Linked DNA regions of Homo sapiens: region 2 is linked to region 1. A link is a loop called in an ENCODE intact Hi-C map of the cell type or tissue named here. Cell type or tissue: psoas muscle. All regions are shown on one strand.

What was found. Hi-C counts contacts between places; a loop is a spot of excess contacts. Peaks named below come from ENCODE experiments on the same cell type or tissue, not always from the same donor. Only the 100,000 strongest peaks of a DNase experiment are listed, where the experiment ranks them.
Region 2: a loop joins it to region 1, with 4 times the contacts of the local background. A loop is called at or near these places in 35 of 110 quality-filtered maps.

What each region holds. Positions count from the first base shown.
Region 1 is chr9:100,023,737-100,031,736 of GRCh38, forward strand. All of the region lies in intron 4 of ERP44 (endoplasmic reticulum protein 44), which reads right to left. LOC105376176 (a long non-coding RNA gene) reads left to right here. Exons shown (of 3, transcript XR_001746547.2): 3 at 2,236-8,000. Among named protein-coding and RNA genes, the nearest start is that of ERP44, 71 kb to the right of the region's middle. In psoas muscle, a CTCF peak has its summit at 4,565 (motif pointing right); a DNase peak (open chromatin) is centred at 4,555.
Region 2 is chr9:100,580,037-100,588,036 of GRCh38, forward strand. CAVIN4 (caveolae associated protein 4) reads left to right here. Exons shown (of 2, transcript NM_001018116.2): 2 at 5,729-8,000. The coding sequence ends at 6,415. It also overlaps the pseudogene RN7SKP87. Among named protein-coding and RNA genes, the nearest start is that of CAVIN4, 6.0 kb to the left of the region's middle. In psoas muscle, no CTCF peak of the experiment used is centred here; no DNase peak of the experiment used is centred here; H3K4me3 peaks cover 4,273 bases; H3K27ac peaks cover 6,906 bases.

The DNA.
Region 1 (8,000 bases):
GCCTAGCCATAAAATGAATTTTTGCATGATGTATAAACAAAAAGTTTTAAAAAATTAGATCAAATAGTTCTAATGGCCTACACTACAGTGTTGTAGTCTTGAGAATGGAAAATGCCTTTTTAAAAGTTACTATTTTGGCCAGGCCCAGGGGCTCATGCCTGTAATCCCAGAAGTTTGGGAGAATGAGGCGGGTGGATCACTTGAGGTCAGGAGTTTGAGACCAGCCTGGCCAACATGGCAAGACCTTGTCTCTACTAAAAATACAAAAATTAACCAGGCATGGTGGCACATGCCTGTAATCCCAGCTATCTGGTGGCTGAGGCACGAGAATCTCTTGAACCTGGGAGGAGGAGGCTGCAGTGAACCAAGATCGTGCCAGTGCACTCCAGACTGGGTGACAGAGTGAAACCCTGACTCAACAACAACAACAACAACAACAACAACAACAACAACAACAAAGTTACTATTTCTCTAAATGTCCATCAATAGGAGACTGGCTGAATAAAGTATGGTACCCATATAATGAAGTACTAGGCTGTAATATAAAGAAATAAAAAAGATCTCTGTTTGCTGCTAAGGAGCAATCTTCAAGACAAGTTAAAAAAAAAAAAAAGCCAGGTGCAGAAGAGTGTGTACAGGTCAAATATTTTGTGTAAGAAATAGGGAGAAGAAACTTGGGGAAGAAATATAAATACATATGTATATACATGCACACATATTTACATGTCTATATATGTTTGCTTATATAGTTGTCTCTCCTCTACCCACAAAAAAAAAACACCAATGGGAGAAAATGGAGAGGTCAGGGATGAATTCCCTGACTATACTTTGGTTTTATAGTTTTGACTTTGGAACCATGGAAATGTTTAACATTAAAACAAAATGAAATTTTAAAACAATTTAATACTGTCATTGTTATTTTGAAATTAAATACATACACATATATTACAGATAAAGCACATGAGTAATCATGCTAATGCCATTAAGAATCAAGATTTTCAGCATAAGGAAAACATATATAAAACTGAGTAATTAAGTAAAAACCCTATAATTTGAATTGGAAGTACTGGTATGACCTCATGTTGTTCTCTTTCAAAAAATATACTTCTAAGCTCCTTCCACTGATAGCTATTATCAGTAAGTTAATTCCAATAAGTTTGATGATTCACATAATTCCCATGAAAATATAACTAATCAAAACTGACACTAGAAGAAACAGAAGATATAAATGGTCCTAAAATTATTGCCAGGTACAGTGACACATGCCCATAGCCCCGGCTATGGTAAGATTGAGGCAGGAGGTTTGCTCGAGCCCAGGAGTTCAAGACTAGACTGGGAAACATAGAAAGACCCCATCTCAAAAAATAATCCTACAATTATTAAAGAACCCAAATCTAATTCAAAGCCTTTCCACAAAGAAAACTCCATTCCCACACATCTTCACCAGTAAATTCTACCAAACATTTAAGGAGCCAATAATGGCAATTTTACACAAACTATTCCAGAGAATACAAAAACAGGGAACACTTCCCAACTAGTTTTTGAGGTCAACGTAATCTTCACGGGAATCCTGACAAGAAAATTATGAGAAAAAAAAAGTATTTGTTAATCTTACTCAAGAATATAGATGCAAAACTTGAATAGAAATATTAACAAACTTAGCACTACATACAAAGGATAATACATCACAATAAAGCTGGATTTAGTCTAGCACTTCAGTTTAGATAAATATTTGAAAACCAATTAATGTACATCACAACACTGACAGAATGAAAGAGACAAATTTTGTTATCTCTCAAAAGCAGAAAAACATTTGATAAAAATCTATATTCATTCATGCTTAAACACTCTTAGCAAACTAGGAAGAGAACTTCCTTAATTGAAAAAAAGGATATTTAAATAAACAACTGACTTGTGATATACTAAAAGCTGATATAACAAACAACTGAAATGGTGATATACTAACAGCTTTCATGCTGAGATCAAAAAAGAAAAAAGATGCCTGCTATCACTTCTATATAATACTGATTTGGAGTTCTTGGTCAAAATAATAATAATAATAAAAGACTGTAAAGGAAGAAATGTCATTACTTGCAGGTGTTTTTATTGAGTTCACAGAAAATCCAAAAGGGAATCTACAAATGGATTTCCATTTTCAAGCAGGGTGTAGTGGGAAGCAAAAATGTGTTGGTCCTACTGCAACAACTAGAAAAAACTTTGTATCATATTTTTAAGATACCAGAAATCATGAAAACAATGAAGACTAAAGGAACTGACATTCCAGGAAAGGAAGAACCATTCCTAAGGTAAGCAAAGATCACTAGCCATTTTCTTTCTTATAGGTTTCCTGTGTAATTTGTTTTGGAAATTAAGCCTGCAGTTGCAGATTTAGGGCTGAGAATTATACCTGCATAGGCAAGAGAAATGTCTCCAGAGGACATCTGCTGAGTGCTGGGGTGATATACAAACCTGGGGAGTTGGGTCACAAAGACGAAAAATCTCCTATGGCCTCCTGGTACTTAGGAGACAACGTCTACTTTGGAAAGGACCTGCAACCCTGTATCAAGACCACATGCAGCCAAGACATTTGCCAGATTTTGAAGCCACAAAGATTAGGAAGCATCTAGACATTAAAAGAAAAACACGAATTTTTAAGACAGACAGGAAGAAAGGTACTTGTGACATGTACTAGAGACAACTGATTAATATTCAGAATATAAAAAGAATGAACTAAAAAAAGACTACCAAAAAGATAAGTGAGTTAAAGCTATCAGTTTATGAAAGAAACACAGATTGCCAATAAACTATTACATATGTTCAGTTGTAATCAGAAAGTTACAAATTAAAACTCCCAGATAACATTTTGTCTTTCATACTGGCAAAAAATCAGTAATAATAAAAATGTTTTAAACTAAAATTCAATAATATGAAACCCTGTGAAAGTAAAATATTCCTAGTAGGTTTCATTTAGGTCCAATATTCAATGTTAATAAAGGTAAACTAGCCTAGCTGGTGCCTACTTTGTCAACAAGAAGTCAAGTAATCTTTTTTAATACCCTAAGACTTTTTAATACCCAAAGGATCTGGCAGAGAGGATATGAGATGGACTCAGAAGCAAAGAAACTAGTCTAATACAAAACATATATTTTCCACCTGTGTCCTAAGTATCAGTATGAAAATGGACAGCAAGATGCACTATAGGAGACAATATAATGCTTTCAACTTTCTAAACTTGATGAATTAGGGGGCGCAATGAGAAAGTAGTGTGCTAACAGCAAGTATGCATAAACCAGGAGTAGAATAAATAAGGTTAGAGACGGACTCTAGAGGGTCTTAAGCACTAAGCTGATGGAGTTTGAATTTTATCCAGTGTTGTGATAAGCAGCCACTGAGCTGTAGAGCTGGGCTTTCAAAAAATTCACCTGGAAGTAGTAGAGAACCAGGGAGACTAGTACTGTAATAGTTGTGGCAAAAATCACAAGAGTCTATTAACAAACATTACAATCTTTAGGTTGCTTTAAAATTCTGGTTACAGAGAGAAAAAGATTTAAAATATTTGAAAACTATTATGGGATTAGATATTCATTTGCTTCATTCTCAAACAACATCCTGGCAGCAGGTATGCTGCATAATGCAGTGGCGTTTAATTATTAAGAAGCAAAAACCTTAAAATTACATTGATCAGTAATCTCAGACATAATGCTTTTTTTTTTATTTTACAAGCTTTGGCCAAAAGTGATTTTAAGATAATTAGAATGTGACACTTTGACAATATAACAAAAAATGACTTAAGGGGTATAATAAATGGGTTTTTAAAATTAACTGGATAGATCAAATGTTAAAATGGATGTCAGAGGAATTATAAATCCCAGAAGGTTAACAGCTCACTGATTGGAAAATTAGCATATATTTTTGCTCCAATGGTCACTTACTTTTCCTTGATGGGTCCTGCCTGCCTGCCTCACTAATACCCAGCAGGGTTCCAAATGGGGAAATTGCCTCATACTCGTTTCAGCAACGTCTCTCCCTGCAATGGTTATCCATGGCAGAAAATACAAAGAGGCAGATCATTTCAACAGGAAAGTCTTATTGTTCTTCTGGTTCCAGGAGAAGGACCACTGCTGCCTATGTACTTCTTCCCATTCCCAAACTGCACCCCTCAAAACAAACAAAAAAACCCCAAAAAGACAAACATCCCCAAAAAACAAAACAAAATACCTCAACAGAAAACTAATAAGCAAAGCCTAGAAGTTCACTCAGAACTCAGGCTTAACTGCTCATCCAAATTCTGTTCTATGCACATAAAGTCTTCACTTCATATTTTCTTGTTCTTACTATGATATTTATATATAGTTCCTATAAAAAGCTTCTCAATTTCCAATAAGTAAGGTTCGAGTTGCACTGGAAGACAGGTAAGAGTAACTCAGGTATATGGGTGCATGTGCTACCTAATCAAGGACAATTACAAAGTACTTTCCTAAAAACACAAGTGTGGGTCTGTTCTGCACTGACCAGCAAGCATATGAATGCCTCTTGCTTAGTGCCATACAGCCTAAGGCCACTGGAGGTCAGCAGAGAACCTGGTCCCACCAGGGGCTGACTGATGGGACTTTCTAGATTCAAGGCAGCAAGCATGACCACCAAGGAGAATAATGAATTACGCTCCTGAATTCCCCAAATGATAAGACTGCAGAAGATAAGATGTGAAGCAAGTTGAAGCAAGGCCATGTTTTAATTGTGTGCATATGTACATGCATGTGTACATGTGTGTCTATGTGTGTTTCGAAATTTTGGAAAGCAGACAGTTACAAAGAAGAAAACAAGAACCACTTCCAACCACCACTGGAGAAAACCACTATTAACATTTTGGCTTATATTTTGGTAACTTTGAAGAAAAGTTGCTTAACTAGCAGAGATATATTTCAATTCAGAAAAAATAAACTCTGAGGTTAGTCAAATAGTAAAGTGATAGCATCAATACTTGCAGAATGGGTTTTAGCAGCTTGGAAGAAATTCCTAGAGAGAGTAGAGCATTACCAATACTCTTAATGGCATGGAGGCCAATACTGTGTAAAAAAACAAAAACAAAAACAAAAAACTCGACTCAGTTGAGAAATGATGCACAAGAGTCAGACTCTAGTTTCAGAATAACTTGAACAAATTTATTTTCCTTTTAAGGCACACACAATAATGACAGAATTTTTAAAATCTATTTCTGAGTCTAAAATAGTTTTCACAATAGGTATAAAAAAATTCTAAGTGTCCCTATCTCTCACCATAAACAAAAATCAACTCAAGATGGATTAAAGACATAAATCTAAGACCCGAAACTATAAAACCAGTAGAAGAAAACATAGGGGAAATGCTTTAGCACATTGGTCTGTGCAAAGATTTTTATGGATACTGCTTTAAATGCACAGGCAAAAAAAAAAGCAAAAATAGACAAATGGGATTTTATCAAACTAAAAAGCTTCTGTAGGGCAAGGGAAACACTCAACAGAGTGAAGAGGCAACCTGAGAATTAGTGGAAATATCTGTAAACTAATCATCTGATAAGGGATTAACATCCAGAATATACAAGCAACAACAACGACAACAAAATCCTATTTTAAAAAGGACATGGCATCTCAACAAACATTTCTCAAAAGACATACAAATGGCCAAAAAGCATGTGAAAAAAAATTGTCAGTTTCACTAATCATGTGGTTACATACAAATCGAAACCACAATGAGATATCATTTCACCCCAGTTAGAATGGCTATTAACAAAAATGTGAAAATAATTAATACTGCAGAGGATTTGGAGAAAGGGAAACATTCACATGTTGTTGATGAGACAGTAACGTAGCACAGCCACTATGGAAGACAAAATGGAGGTTCCTCAAAACCTAAAAATAGAACTACCACATGATCTAGCAATTCCATTACTGTGTATTTATCCAAAGAAAAGGAAATCAGTATAGCAAGGACATATCTGCACCACCGTGTTTACTGCAGCACTATTTACAATAGTCAAAATATGAAATCAACCTAAGTGGCCATCAACAGATGAATGGATAAAGAAAATGTGGGGCCGGGTGCGGTGGCTCATGCCTGTAATCCCAGCACTTTGGGAGACCGAGGCGGGCAGATCATGAGGTCAAGAGATTGAGACCATCCTGGCCAACATGGCGAAACCCCGTCTCTACTAAAAATACAAAAATTAGCCGGGCGTGGTGGTGCGCACCTGTAGTTCCAGCTACTCAGGAGGCTGAGGCGGGAGAATCACTTGAACCCAGAAGGCAGAGGTTGCAGTAAGCCGAGATCATGCCACTGCACTCCAGCCTGGCAACAGAGCGAGACTCAGTCTCAAAAACAAAGAAAAAAGAAAATGTGGTACATATACACAATAAAATACAACTCAGGGCTGCTCTGCCTATGGAGTAGCCATTCTTTTATTCCCTTACTTTCCTAATAAACTTGCTTTCACTTTACTCTATGGATTCACATCAAATTCTTTCTTGAGATCCAAGAATCTTCTCTAGGGGTCTGGATCAGGACTCCTTTCTGGTAATATCCTCCTGGTGAACCATGGAGGGACGATATTGAGGAAACCCCCAACCCAAAAGGAAACAGACTGCAGCACCAAATGGCCAACTCTGGGTAAGTAGTGGGGTATCCGGGTAAAGGATGGGATTGGGTTAGAGGCCCAACTGAGGGGAGTTAGAGTGTCTCCTAAAAAAGAGTGGGTTAAAGGCCCCTCTTAATAAAAGGCAAGGACATCTGGTGGAACTTGGGTTCAAGGCCCAGCTTAGGATGGTTAGAATACTTCCTAAAATTTAGGGAGTTAGAGGCCCCACTCAGTAAAGTTCCTCTCAGCTATGAATGGATTTGGCATTATGGGGAGTTAACCACTATTCTCTTTGGATTAATCTGCCTTGTACTCTTCGCTGACAGCTGTGGGTGACAGGATTAGGCATGTACAGGATCACTGGACATGGAGAGCCTTTTTTCTCCCCAAAAGGGGAAACTTGAAAGCTGGTGAGACTGTTGGAAAACCCCTTTGCAACTGACAAGTGACCGCCTGAACTTTTGATTGAGTGTCACTGCAATAAGTAGGTCTTTCTCTGGCCTCCCTGAGCACCTTGCCTTCCCCACCTTGCTGCAGGCAATGAATGCTTTTCTCCCTTTCCTATCCTCTGTGCCCTGAGACCACATGACAGCAGAGGTTGGATTAAAGATGACAGGGCCCATCTGAGGGCAAGTTTGAACCTTGCCAATTCCATATTGCATACTAAGCAGAGTGGCTACTGTAGCGAATCTGGTGTACTTTGTGCTGCAACTTTGTCTTTCTACATTGCTCTGTCATAAAGAAGAATACCTTTATGGACAGAACACGGGCTTAGGATCCCATAAGCCCAGGTTCAAGCCAGCCTGGAAAACTGGTTAATTACAGACTTTGCTGCAAGTACCTGAAAAAAAAAAATGCTGAAGTTTCCTTCTCATTTTGTTCTATGTCTTTGGGAGCTTGACCTTGTAAGAATGGGTCAGTACTTTCTGTTGGTCTCTGCCATCCAGGGAACAGGAGTTTTGGGGTCCATGTCATAGTTTGCTCAAAAAATTATCTTAAGCCATTAAAAGCCTTTGCAAGCTCAAAACTGACTGCTCTAGCCTCCTTCAGGGAAGAGCAATAGAAACTGTCCAATGCTGTAGCTTAGTAGCTAAGGCTTTGTCTTTTCACAATGGTGGCACAGGTTGAGGGTTCAATTCCTGGCTTAGGGAATAAGTCCTTTCTGGTTTGATATCTGTAAGACCTTTATCATTTGTTGACTCCCTCCCTCTCCACGAACCATCTTGAATTTTCCTTTCTCTGAGCACCTTGGAGGTTACCTTTGGTAAAGTTCAAAACCCAGAAATACTGGTCATTTGGCCTGGCTAAAGTCAGATAATAAGAAATTTAAAAGAACTGTTTTTTTTTAAGAGTGCTATGGTTAAAAGTTAGCTTAATTAAAAGCAGATAT
Region 2 (8,000 bases), 560 kb after region 1:
TTCCCTTTCCTTTCATGTCCCTGGAAGTCCTTCTATAGGCTTAAAAATTTGGGAAAAAAAAAAAAAGCCTGGGCAATGTGGCAAAACCCTGTCTCTACAAAAATAGAAAAGTTAACCAGGTGTGTCGTCGCGTGCCTGTGTTCCCTGCTACTTAGGAGGCTGAGGTGGGAGGGTCACCTGTGGGGAGGTTGAGGCTACAGTGAGCCATGATTGTGCCACTGCACTCCAGCGTGGGTGATAGTGAGACCCTGTCTTAAGAAAAAAAATTGAAAAATTGAAAAAAAATCAGTCACCTGATTTTCAGAGGCCAGTTCCAGTGTTAGTATATGTAGTGGGAAATGTAGTATCCATTCTTTGATTTGCCTTCTGAAGATGTTCAGAATTGTGGGTATATCTTACCCTCCACTGGCATGGGCGCATGGCCAGGAAACATATTTGGCATTCACGACTGCTGAGAACTTTTGTGCAAAGCAGTGGACTAAGTGCCAATTAAGATTTACAAAAGCAAGAGCAAAGAAGTTTCTGAAAAGTTTCCATTGACTCTGTTGATTGACATAACTCTTCTTTAAACTTTAAGATGTTTCTGTATTCACCTGTTTAGTCCCTGTAACTTACTGCTAATTGTTCCTTTCTTTGATCCCTTGTAGTTATTTAAAGCAACTGAAGGGTGCTAGTTTAGGGCACATCTCTTCTCTTGTAAGAAATAATGCCATGAAGATTCTGCATAATTAAGTTGTTCAGAGTAGCAGCAGTTCGTCAAAAAGTAATTGCTATCATTTATAATGGAACAGCTCGTAGAGAAAAGAATAATGGACATAGAACTCTGATTCAAAGATTCATTAGATGTTAGAAAGCTGTATACATGGTCACATGGTTATTCTTAGCAGTTAAAATTAGTTATAATTAATCATCATAGTTAAGGTATATAAATGGTTATATTGAGATTGCTCCTTCTGCTAAAATTAACTTGAAACCAAGCAATTCAGCCATAGTAAAAATTACCTGCTATTTCTTATACATTTATTATTTCTTTTCGAACATACTATATCTTCACTAATAAGCCTCAGACTTTTGTATATTCAGAATTTCCCTAGCTATATTAGTTTGAGAGCTTGTTTGGAAGTTCTAGCAGGGGAGTGCAGCTGCTTGTATACCCTTGACCAAAGACTGGTCCTCCTCTATCGTGGATGGTCATCCTCTTCGACCAAGCGTGCGGCTTCGAGAGGGACACACATGGAGCGGTGAGGGAGGAAGGGGACACCCACTTAGCCCAGCCAGATCAGCTGAATCAACCCTGGCAATCAGTGGGTTAACAGATGTTGCAGCCAATCGCCCTCACATCCCATAGCTATATTAGTTTGATGTTCAATCCAGCCCACAGTACTCTGAAGCACAGTATTCATTCTGTTACAAAAATGGTCTTTTTACCTGGAGTTTTATATTAAAAGATACAATTATATTTGGAAGTCAACTATAATTCAACATCTACAATCTTCAGTTATTATAACAGTCTATTCACCATTAGCTCATGATGTCGCTGTCTCATTGGAGTTGCAACTAATAGATCTGCGTAACAAGTACTTTTTTCTGACTCTACTCCTGTTTTGTTTTACTTTAAAGCCTGATTTTATATTATTTGTTGTGTACTTAAAGGAGGGTATGTGATTCCTGGGCTAAGCTATATCTGATTTCTTCACAGCAAGATTGTGTTTTTTCCCCTATCTAACAGTAATTAACTTTTGGCTCTTTCGTTTTCTAATTATACCCTCTCAGGCCGTGCCAACCCACATTGTGTTGCTGAAGCTACTCCCTGCAGCAGGTGTCAGGAAAGGAGAGGAATAATTTCGCTGCTTCAAACTGATTCATCAGAGAGCTATGAGACGCCCACCCCTGCCTTTTTTAGCTCCTAGACTCTCTAATCCTATAGCCAAAGAATTTAATTTTAAATAAGTATCCAAAGAAATAAGGTTCCAGGGATATCTTCTTGACTATCAGGCTGATAGGTTTTGGAATATGCATAAATGTGTTTTGTATATATTTATATATTTTTTGATTGAATAGATTTAATCTGGATCTCACGTGGGGGCACAGTTTCTTTTAGAAATTTTAACTCGTGGTTCAGTTAAAAATCTCATGATTTTTCAACTTTTGTCTGTTTAGTTTGAGAAATGCTCCCTATTCAGTTGGGTTCCTCTAGCTGCTGTGGTTGGGCTGGCTCTCAAGGTTTCCAGTGTGTGTCATGTCCCAAATCCAATTCTCATCCTTATTCTTTTGACACATTTGACACGATTGGACCTCTTTCTCTCTCTCTCTCTCTCTCTTTTAAAGAGACAGGGTCTTGGTCTGTTGCCCAGGCTAGAGTTCTACGGTGCAATCATAGCTCACTGCAGCCTCCAACTGCTGGGGGCAAGCCATCTTCCTTCTTCAGCCTTCCAAGTAGTAGGGACTACAGGTGCGCATCACCTTGCCTGGCTACACTTTAAAATTTTCGTGGAGGTCTCACTTTGTTGCCTGGGCTGGTCTTGGCCTCAAGTGATCCTCCCACCTCAGCCTCCCAAAATGTTGGGATTATAGGCATGAGCCACTGCACCCAGCCCCTCCCTTTCTCCTTGAAACTTCTTTCCTCTTGACTTCTGGGGTTACTCCTCTCTTTGGGAGTTCCCCCTGCCTCACTGGCTGATATCTGTCCTTTTTTTTCTTTTCTCATTTCTTCCTTCTACCAGTCCAAAATCCATGCTCTGTAACACCCATATTCAAAAATTCTTTAAAATATTTTTTAATAACATATTTGACAGCAAGACCTAACTTGACCTGAAATTATTCAGTGGAAAAACCTGACCTAAAGTAGCAGGAGGCTATTTCTAGCTTTTATCCCAACTTAGTGTGAATATTCATATTTTTTTTTGCCACAGAAATGTTTCTTCCAAGATCTTGCTGGGAATGTTATGTAATAAATCATATTATTTCCAAAGTCTGAAATATTCTGAATTCTGAAACACACCTTGGTGCCAAGGAATTCTGAGTAAAACAGAGCATAGACCCATTCACTCAGTTTCTTGGTGATCTCTTTCATCTGGTCTCATGACTTTAATTCCATCTTTACATCAATGACTCCTAAATTTGGGTGTCTAGCCCAGCCCTCTCTTCTGAATTCCAGACTCATCTACTCAGCTGCCTGCTCAGTGCCTCTGCCTGCATGGCTAGTGGGTGTCTCCAAGACAGCGTGTTCAGATCCCATCCTTCCCCTCCAGTCTCTTCCTCCTGCTGTCTCCCCCATCTCAATTAATGGCAGATCTATCTTTCATCTGCTCAGGCCATGTACTTGAGGATTGTTCTTGACACTCTGGCACTCCACATCCAAATCTAGTGGCAAATCTTGTTGGCTCCTACCTTCAAAGCAGCTCCGAATCAGACTGCTTCTCACCCCCAACCTGTCAGCACCCTTACCCAGTGCTCCCTTGCCTCAGTGTTCTCCACCTGTTCTCCCTGCTTCTTTTCTTGCCCCTACACCCTGTTTTCAACAGAGTGATGCTTTTATAATGTGGGTCAAATCCTGGCACTACTCTCCTGCAAGCCATTTATTCATTCATTCATTCATTCATTCATTCATTCATTCATTCATTTTTTTTAGACAGAGTCTTGCTGTGTCACCCAGGCTGGAGGGCAGTGGCACAATCTCAGCTCACTGCAACCTCCGCCTCCCGGGTTCAAGTGATTCTCTTGCCTCAGCCTCCCGAGTAGATGGGATTACAGGCATGTCCCACCACACCTGGCTAATTTTTGTATTTTTAGTAGAGACTATTTTGCCATGTTGGCCAGGCTGGTCTCGAACTCCTGACCTCAGGTGATCCCCCTGCCTCGGCCTTCCAGAGTGTTGGGATTACAGGTGTGAGCCACTGCACCCGGCTTCCTGCAAGGCTTTTAGAAGACTTCCTCTTATGCTCAGACCTCACCATTGGATACAGAGCATTGCATGACCTGGACCACCTGCTATCTCTCTTACCCTCTTGCCTCCCCTTCTTGCCCTTTCATCACTCTGCTGTCACCACACGGCCCTCCCCACTGTTTCTCTGTTCTTCCCAGATCTATACACAGCCTTCAGGTCTAGGCTTAGATGTCACCGTATGAATGAGGCCTTTCTGACCACTGTAGTTCAAACAGCACCTTCCTTGTCGCTGCATATTCCCCTTCCCTGCTTTAGTTCTCACCTTAGTGTATATCTTGCCATCTAACATGCTATATAGATTTTACTTGTTTGTCCCTCTCCGAGAATATAAGCTCTTTCACTCTTTTGTCTTCAAAGAAGCTTCACAGTTTCTAGAACCAGAAAATTTACTGGTTTGTGGTGTTGCTTAATAACTTTGTTGAAGGAAGGTATACACCTGTTTGATCCAATAATCATTTATTGAGTATGCCTACTATGTGCAAGACACTCTGATAGATGCTGGGCATAAAACATAAATAAGACACATGATCTCTGCTTTCAAGGAATCTGGAGAAGACCTCTGGGAGATACATATTTTTGAGTAAAGCTTCAATTCAAACTGTGCTAAATGTTATAAACAGAGGTATGTATGTGTAAATTTGAGATAGAGTTAGCCACTTGAGGAAGTTGGGGACACTTGAATTGATTATTGAAGAAAGATTTCATTTACAAAGCCAAAAAGAGGTGAAAGGGAACCTAAGATGTCAGAAACTTCTGGGTATGGTAGCATGTGCCTGTAGTCCCAGCTACTTGGGAGACTGAAGCAGGGGGATTCCTTGAGTCTCGCAGTTCGAGTCCAGCCTGAGTAATATAGTGAGACCCCGTCTTTATGAAAAGAAGAAGATACCAGAAATCACATATACATAGGCGTAGAGGGATGAAAACATCTTGTGCTTGAGGAATTGAGAGTGATTGTATGTTTCTGGGCTGGAAGAGTGGGAAAGTAGGTTTAGCTAAAGCTGAGGAGCCTTCTAATCATACTGAAGAATTTGAGCTCTTCGTTGAGTATTGGTGAGCTCTCCAAAGTTTAAAGCAGAGAAAAGATGTGATCAAAGCTATGCTTTAGTAATATTCTCAGAAAATACTTAGTTGATGTTCTGGAGGTAGAAGGATCAGTGAGGAGGCATTGCGCAAGTTCAGGACTGAGACGACAAGGGCCGGAATCAAGACATTGGTAGAGGGAATGAAGAAGGAGGAGGGAACAGATAAGTTGTTAGGCAGTATTATCAACAAAGCTTGGTGGCTGGTTGGATATGGAATGAGAAGGAGAGGAAATATTTGGGATTATGATTCAGGTGTTTCTATCTTATGTGGCACCTGGATAGGTGTTAGTGCTGAGAGGTACAGGGAAAGAAGTAGAAATGGAGAGGATGGTGGATGGGCCTTGATTTTTAGACTTGCTAAGTTCAAGATGACTGTGTAACCTCAAACTGTGGAGCAGTCTGCCCATCATTCACACATGTGTCTTCATCTTAGGAGAGAAGGAAAGTGAAGATAAAATACATGTGAGTTTACTTACAATTGGATCTGAAAAATGGAGTGGTTAAGGTTGCCCAGGGTAAGCCTGGGAGATGAAGAAGAGGAAAGGGCCAAGGTAAGAGAAACCCTAAGAAATGGTAACATTTAAGGAGCAGGCAGAGGATAAACAGCCCATGGAGATTTACAAGGCATGGCCAGAAGGTAAAAGAGCTGCTCTATAGTGCAAAGGAAGCACTAATATGCTTTGTTTTTTCTCTCCTTCAGGAGAAGTTTCGGTGTCCGACATCCCTGTCTGTTGTTAAAGACAGAAACCTAACTGAGAACCAAGAAGAGGATGATGATGATATCTTTGATCCCCCAGTAGATCTGTCTTCGGATGAAGAATATTATGTTGAAGAAAGCAGATCTGCCAGGCTTAGGAAGTCAGGCAAGGAGCACATTGATAATATCAAGAAGGCATTTTCCAAAGAAAACATGCAGAAGACACGGCAGAATCTTGACAAGAAAGTGAACAGAATTAGAACTAGAATAGTGACCCCGGAGAGGAGAGAGAGGCTAAGGCAGTCAGGAGAGAGGCTGAGACAGTCAGGGGAGAGGCTGAGACAGTCAGGGGAGAGGTTTAAGAAATCTATTTCTAATGCAGCTCCCTCAAAGGAAGCTTTTAAGATGCGCAGCCTCAGGAAAGGTAAGGACCGAACAGTGGCTGAAGGTGAGGAATGTGCCAGGGAGATGGGTGTGGACATCATTGCCAGGAGCGAGTCTCTGGGCCCCATCAGTGAGCTCTACTCTGATGAGCTCAGTGAACCAGAACACGAGGCAGCCAGGCCGGTGTATCCTCCCCATGAAGGAAGGGAAATCCCCACCCCCGAGCCTTTAAAAGTTACTTTTAAATCTCAGGTGAAAGTAGAGGATGATGAATCTCTTTTGTTAGATTTAAAGCACTCATCGTAAAGAGGAATTAAGTATATCCTAAATATGAATCTCCTAATCATGCAGTTTTAGTTTGAATAGTGTAGTCGTCTACATTTCTGTGCCATGTAGGAAAACATAAATGTATTTTTTTTCTTATATTTAAAATCTTGAAGATAATATAAATATTATTATCACTCTTTCTCATGGCAGCTGTGGATTTTTTAGTTCCTTTCTCTTGTCCACCAGAAAAATAGTTTCCTAGGTTGGGCCAGTTACGTGTTTGGTAAGGGCAACTTTGCGGCCGTCATTTGCAGGAGAACTCTAAATATTGGTTAGGATTAATATTGTGGCCAGCCTCAAAGGGGAATAACTCATGTGTGGGTTATATCGTCCAGATGTTCAGATCAACAGATTTGTTAGTAAATTAGCAGTCACACCCCTTTTTTGATGCTTTCACATTAAAAAATTGAAGTTTTGGACTTGAGCATTTGGCTCTAGTATCATAGCTTTACTTATAAGAAAACCCTGGGCAAGTCATCTGCTTATTCTCATCAGTAAAAATGGAGAGGGTTGGCCTCTGCTGCCTGCCTCAGAGGACTGTTGTGATGATCAAAGGAAATGGTACACATTCTGGGGGAACAAGAAGCACACCCAGAGAAAACAAGCCTCATCAGTTCCTCCAAAACAGAATGGAAAGAGTTACACCTTCTGAAAAAGCCCTCAGCACCAATCAATAAGGTCCTAGGTTGGAGAGAAACTAAAGCTGGTCTTCAGAAGCCTTTTCACAGAATCAAGAGTGAAAAATAAGTAAATGTTTGGGTGACCACTTTTTCATCAGACTAACTATATCTTGGGTTTTAGTTGGGTCTCAAAATGTTCCCCAGCCAGACCCTTTCTAATTTCCTTTTGATTAAGATCTTTGGTGGACTATAGCACTAAATTTGTTTAAGCAGTATGAGGCATAAAATTGTGACTATGTTTCTAAAGTCGGCCCTGATGCATTGGGTTTGGAAATGACCACAAATATTCCTGTTTTCCTGAGTGTACCCTTCAGGGTCCAGCTGTCCAAAACAGTGTTGATAGGAGTTCATCATAGCTGCTTTGGGAGGAAGCCAGATTCTCCTTATCTTTTAGCTTTAGATCGTGGAATCCAGGAAGTAGAACAATGTCTATTGTTGCTAAAGAAAGAAAGAAATGGGCCGGGTGTGGTGGCTCACGGGGAGTAATCCCAGCACTTTGCGAGGCCGAGGTGGGTGAATCACCTGAGGTCAGAAGTTCACGACCAGCCTGACCAACATGGCGAAACCCTGACTCTACTGAAAATACAAAAATTAGCTGGGCATGGTGGCATGCGCCTGTCCCAGCTACTCAGGAGGCTGAGACAGGAGAATTGCCTGAACCCAGGAGGCGGAGGTTGCAGTGAGCCGAGATTGTGCCACTGCACTCAAGCCTGGGCAAAAGAGCCAGACTCTGTTTCAAAAAAAAAGAAAAAAAGAAAAGAAAGAAATGGTAGTACTGATTCTGTACTTGAAGGATGTTTAATGTAGCATGGTGTTGTAATAGAGAAGAAATGATGAAATTGTTGAATTTGAAGAGTTGGGACAACGATCAGCTATCCCACTTT